2 separate regions of the Homo sapiens genome follow, and region 1 is linked to region 2. Evidence: chromatin contacts called from ENCODE Hi-C or POLR2A ChIA-PET data. All regions are on one chromosome and are shown on one strand. The core of a region is the stretch at or near the end of the contact, and the rest is flanking DNA. Distances in the headings are between cores, read along the strand shown.

Region 1 (2,700 bases), core at 115-2,614, 1.3 Mb before region 2:
GCAATCCTCCTGCCTTAGCTTCCCAAGATTACTGGTGTGAGCCACCATGCCCTGCCCATAAGGTTTTATTACATACAGTCACACCTATTGTGACAGATACCTTCCGGTCTGGCAAGCCCAAGCCCAGCTTATTCACTACGGTCCTTACAGATAACACTTGCCAACACCCTTCTTGGACTTGTGCCAGAATTGCTGTCCTGCTGGTCATCTCTTGGGCCTCTCTCTTGGATCCCCCATTCGTCCACGAGCTTCTGGGTGGTGACACCTGGGTTTTGTTGTTGTTTTTTGAGACCGAGTCTCGCTTTGTTGCCCAGGTTGGAGTGCAGTGGCACAATCTTGGCTCACTGCAACCTCTGCCTCCCGGTTCAAGCAATTATCCTGCCTCAGCCCTCGAGTAGCTGGGATTACAGGCGCCCACCACCACACCCGGCTAATTTTTGTATTTTTAGTAGAGATGAGGTTTCACCAGGTTGGCCATGGCTGCTCTTGAACTTCTGACCTCAGTGATCCACCCGTCTCGGCCTCCCAAAGTGCTGGGATTACAGGCGTGAGCCACTGCTCCCCGCTGACACCTGGGTCTTAGTAAATTCCCCTAAGGCCTGCTCTGCTCTTAAGGACCAGGGCTTTTGTCATCAGATCTGGGCTCAAATTCTGCGGCTTGGAAAAGTCGATTCGCTATTTTTTAAAATTTTTAATTTAAAAAAAAGTATTTTTTATTTAGAGACAGGGTCTCGCTCTGTCGCCCAGGCTGGAGTGCAGTGGCTCCATTACAGCTCACTGCAGCCTCGGCCCCCGGGCTCAAGCGATCCACTGGGACCACAGGCGTGCTCCACTACGTGTTGCTAGTAGTAGCAGTAGTAGTAGTAGTAATAGTAATAGTAGTAGTATTTTTGGTGAGAGAGGGTTTCGCCGTGTTGCCCAGGCTGGGTCTCGAACTCCAGAGCTCAAGGGATCCGCCCGCCTCGGCCTCCCAAAGTGCTGGGACTGCAGGCGTGAGCCACCGCGCCCGGCCGATTCCCCCCTTTATCCCTCAATTTCCTCATCTGAGCAATGGAGATACAGGTAGGGCTGAAGGTCAGGCAAGAATGCGATGAGCTGTGAGAAGCACTTGGCAAGGTGCGGGTTATCAACCTTGCCAGGCCTCAGCACGTTTCCCAAGGAGGCCCAACCAGCGGCGCTGTGCCGCAGCACGGAAGAGGCGGGGTGAGCCGCGGGGCGGGCGGCGCTGGGACCCGGACGCCACCCGCGCGAGGCGCCGCCGTGCGCCCGTCAATCAAGGTCGTCGTGGGGCATGGGGCGGCGGGGCTGGGCGGTGCTTCCGCCTGCGCGAGGCCGCGCCGGGCCGCTTGGAGGCGCCCGGTGCAGTCGGGAACCCGCGCTAGGTTTCGCCGGCCGCGCGGCCAGATGAGGGGGGCGATGGAGCTGGAGCCTGAGCTGCTGTTGCAGGAGGCCCGCGAGAACGTGGAGGCAGCGCAGAGCTACCGGCGGGAGCTGGGTCACCGGCTTGAGGGGCTGCGTGAGGCGCGGAGGCAGGTCGGAGGGCCACACCCACAGGGGCGCTGTGGGCCCGGGGGTGGCGCGGATGCCGGGCGAAGGCTGGGAGGGCTTTGAGGGGTGGGACTGTCCGAAAACTCTGGAGTAGGGAAGAGGCATTCATTTGAAAGGAGACCTAATGGAGTCTGGGAACGGGGAAGGTGGGAGTTGGGGAGGTCGTAAGGGGAAGTTTTGGGGGTGGAGGGAGGGTGTGAGGAGCGTTCACTAAACTGTGGGGCAGCGATGGGAGTAGCGGTGGCCTCCGAAGTTTGGGAGAGTGAGGGACCAGAGCAGAATCCGAGGGGGTCATGCGGGTAGTGATGAGTCGGGGGAGGAGGAGACTGGTAAAAAACCTGCGGTGGGTAGGCGGGGAGGCATTGATTTTAGAGAGCCTGAGGAAGAGGTGGGACAGTGACCTGGGAGAGCTGAAAGTGGAGACAAAATGGATATTGGAAGGGGAGGACTAAGGGGCGAGAGTGAGGGAGAGGTAGGGATTGAGAAGCAGTAGCATTTGACAATAAATGCGGTTAATGCCTGAATAATATGTCATACGATCTTGAATGCTTTTTAAAAAATCATTTAGAGTAATCCTGTTCTAGAAGGTTTAAAATTTAAGGTGAAGGTGAAGCTATGTTGGAAGAGCAGAAGGAAAATGATTTCCTTTTCCTTGAGAGAGGGAATACAAAGGTATAGAGAAATGGAAAAATAGATTTTAAGAGAGGAGTGCTGAAAGGAAAAGCTAAATATAATTTCAAGTGGTGCAGTTATCTGTTTCACAGGGCAAGAGTTATCAAAGATACAGGAAAGCCATATGGTTTCTCTATACCCTCGAATATATATAGAAAAAGATATAACCCGCTGCCAATTGGCGATAGGACGGATAATCTTCAGAGTACTATTAACGCAACTGCTTAATAAGTGCTTTTTGAGTGAGTGGGATTCCATCTGAATTTCTCTGGGTCATACTTGATATTAATCTAGTTGGTCGTCTTAGCACTTCCTTGCTGCATATAACCTGAAAATGGTAGAAAAGTGCTGTGCTAACAGTGTCTTTGGATATTCTCATCATTAACGACTCAACATGTTTTGGGTTTTATATATATATATAAAACATATACAAACATATATAAGTATGTATATATATAATCTGTTTTTTTTGAGACGGAG
Region 2 (2,778 bases), core at 262-2,761:
CGTCTTAAACCCGAAGCCGGAAAAGTTAAGTGTAGGAACCGGGTCAGCGCGCAAGGCTCAGTAGGGCAGGCGGGGGGCCCCTTTCCTCGTCCGGGGATTCGTCTCAGCAGGTCCCTGCAGTCTGTAGAGCAGCTGCACAGCTGCAGCGCCTGGATGAGATCGTGGAGCGGAGTGTAAGGCCGGAAATGGAATCCCTGTGGACCGGGTGGCCCAGGCTGGGGAGACGGGTACACTCCCCTGGCAAACCCGCTTCAGATTTGTCGGTGTGACCTGCAATGAGAAGAGGGGCAGAATCATGAAGTCAGGAAGAGCTGCTGAAGGGAGAGGGTCCCACCTCTGGAGCTTCGCCGTCGGCCCACCCCGCTCCCGCCCTCGCAAATAGGGTCCAACGCGGAGGAGCCTCGGGAGGTGTCTCCGCTCCCCAAACTCTCCAAACCCAGAAGCCCCGGGAGGCCGGAGCTAGCCGAGAGGCTGCTGTCTTCCCCACCTCCGCCGTCGCCCAGCGGTGGCAGGCGCGCGTCTAGAAAGAGATTGGTCGCCGCGAGATGGGGACGCCACAGGCCTCACCCCCAGGAGGTGCGCTGGCCGGCCCGCCCCGCAGCGGGGCGCTGGTTCTGGTTCCCTCTCCAGGATTTGGGGGGGAAACGTGGGTAGAGAGCGAGGGTCGAGATGCCTATCCCAAAGCTTGGAAACAGCGAGAACGTGTTATTTCCGTGGTCTCCCATGCACCCCGGTTTACGAGGCGTTCCTTGTAGGTCGGACGGGCATCCCTGTCGCAGGGCGCCTGAGTGTGTCCTTTTCTCCGACTGACTCTCGGAGGCTTGGGGCTGCTGTTTCTGGGGAAGCCACTCCCGGGCTGAGGATTTCCTTGATGTGGAGCCCCGAGCTCGCGGGGACGGGGGCGAGGAGTCCACGGGACCCGCACTGATGCAGGCGGGGAAGCAGCAGCCTCCCGCCAGCGGCTCAAGACGCCGCGCTCGACCTCTCTAGCCCAGTGCCGGACCCCGCCCAGCCAAGTTATTGCGGGGTTGCGGGGCCGGGCGGGGGAGAGCAGGGCCGCCCGAGGGCAGAGCGCGCGCGCGGCCGCCGCCCCACGGGGTCCCGGGAGCCGGCGCCCGGAGCTGCGACTTACTCACCTCTCCCTTCTGCTTCTTTTCATCGGCCTCTGAGGGCGCAGCGCCCAGGGTCTGGCGGAAGACCCTGATGACAGTCGGGTCCCCAAGCCTCGGCCTCCAGTCTCCCCACGTCTCCATGGCCAACACCGCTCTCCCCGGCTCGTGCCCTCCCCACTCCCTTCCGGCTGCCGGCGCGCCCTCCCTCCCTGGTGGCCCCGGCTCCTCTCACCCTCTGCTCCCACTTGTTGCAATTGCTGTACAAAGGGCCGGGGCGGGGGTGGGGGGCGGGCGAGGGCAGCCGGGCCCGAACTGGCTGCCTCTGCCCGGCCACGGCCAATCCAGAGCGCGCCCGCGCGGGAGGGCCCTGGGCAGCCGCCGCCGGCGGGCGGAGCCGCGGGCAAAGCGCGGAGCTCGCCGAGTAGACGGCCCCGCCGCCCGCTGCCCGCCGGGGCTCTCCAGCTTCGCCATGCCGCCGTGGGGCGCCGCCCTCGCGCTCATCTTGGCCGTGCTCGCCCTTCTCGGCCTGCTCGGCCCGCGGCTCCGGGGACCCTGGGGGCGCGCCGTCGGAGAGAGGACCCTGCCGGGGGCCCAAGACCGAGACGACGGGGAGGAGGCGGACGGCGGAGGCCCGGCGGACCAGTTCAGCGACGGGCGCGAGCCACTGCCGGGAGGGTGCAGCCTTGTTTGCAAGCCGTCGGCCCTGGCCCAGTGCCTGCTGCGCGCCCTGCGGCGCTCAGAGGCGCTGGAGGCCGGCCCGCGCTCCTGGTTCTCCGGGCCCCACCTGCAGACCCTCTGCCACTTCGTCCTGCCCGTAGCGCCTGGGCCTGAGCTGGCCCGGGAGTACCTGCAGTTGGCGGACGATGGGCTAGTGGCCCTGGACTGGGTGGTAGGACCTTGTGTTCGGGGCCGCCGGATCACCAGCGCCGGGGGCCTTCCTGCGGTGCTTCTGGTGATCCCCAATGCGTGGGGTCGCCTCACCCGCAACGTGCTCGGCCTTTGCTTGCTCGCCCTGGAGCGCGGCTACTACCCGGTCATCTTCCATCGCCGCGGCCACCACGGTTGCCCACTGGTCAGCCCCCGGCTGCAGCCTTTCGGGGACCCGTCCGACCTCAAGGAGGCGGTCACATACATCCGCTTCCGACACCCGGCGGCGCCGCTGTTCGCGGTGAGCGAAGGCTCGGGCTCGGCGCTGCTCCTGTCCTACCTGGGCGAGTGCGGCTCCTCCAGCTACGTGACAGGCGCCGCCTGCATCTCGCCCGTGCTGCGCTGCCGAGAGTGGTTCGAGGCCGGCCTGCCCTGGCCCTACGAGCGGGGCTTTCTGCTCCACCAGAAGATCGCCCTCAGCAGGTGGGTAACGGAGGCCGCAGACCAGCATGGAAAGAATAGAGGGCCTGAGCTGGCTAAGAATCAGAAACAGCTATGCATAGCATTGGAACAGGCGTGGGCCAGTTTGGGCAAAGTTCTCTGAACACATCTTCCAAAGCCTTCCAAACCCTGTAATCTAGACAGAACCGGGGAAGCGGGTTTAAAGGTCATCGATGGACTCAGCTAGTATCGCTGTGCTAGAGCAGGGACTCCTAACCCGGCCCCTTGCCTCATCTCGGCACCCCCTGCTGTATCCTAGCAATCTGAGCACCTGGCCCACGACAGCAGAGATACCTGA

What was found. A loop is a pair of places that touch in the nucleus more often than their neighbours do. ChIA-PET counts read pairs that join two places held with the same protein, here RNA polymerase II (POLR2A). Pooled maps may share reads with other maps.
Region 1: a loop to region 2 is called in a map of CD8-positive, alpha-beta T cell, with 11 times the contacts of the local background. The contact joins the promoter of CRLF3 here to the promoter of ABHD15 in region 2. A Hi-C loop is called at or near these places in 1 of 168 maps with a recorded cell type or tissue (CD8-positive, alpha-beta T cell), 2 of 37 single-sample maps with no recorded cell type and 6 of 50 pooled maps. POLR2A ChIA-PET finds 5 or more read pairs at or near these places in 1 of 52 experiments (T-cell).

The regions. Positions count from the first base shown.
Region 1 is chr17:30,823,356-30,826,055 of GRCh38, reverse strand. It overlaps CRLF3 (cytokine receptor like factor 3), which reads left to right and starts at 1,364. Exons shown (of 8, transcript NM_015986.4): 1 at 1,364-1,533. The coding sequence starts at 1,405. RefSeq lists an enhancer at 1,071-1,365 and a silencer at 1,073-1,452.
Region 2 is chr17:29,565,770-29,568,547 of GRCh38, reverse strand. ABHD15 (abhydrolase domain containing 15) reads left to right here and starts at 1,511. Exons shown (of 2, transcript NM_198147.3): 1 at 1,511-2,462. The coding sequence starts at 1,582. It also overlaps a transcript of TP53I13 not described here. RefSeq lists enhancers at 391-440, 2,461-2,570 and silencers at 971-1,230, 1,321-1,940.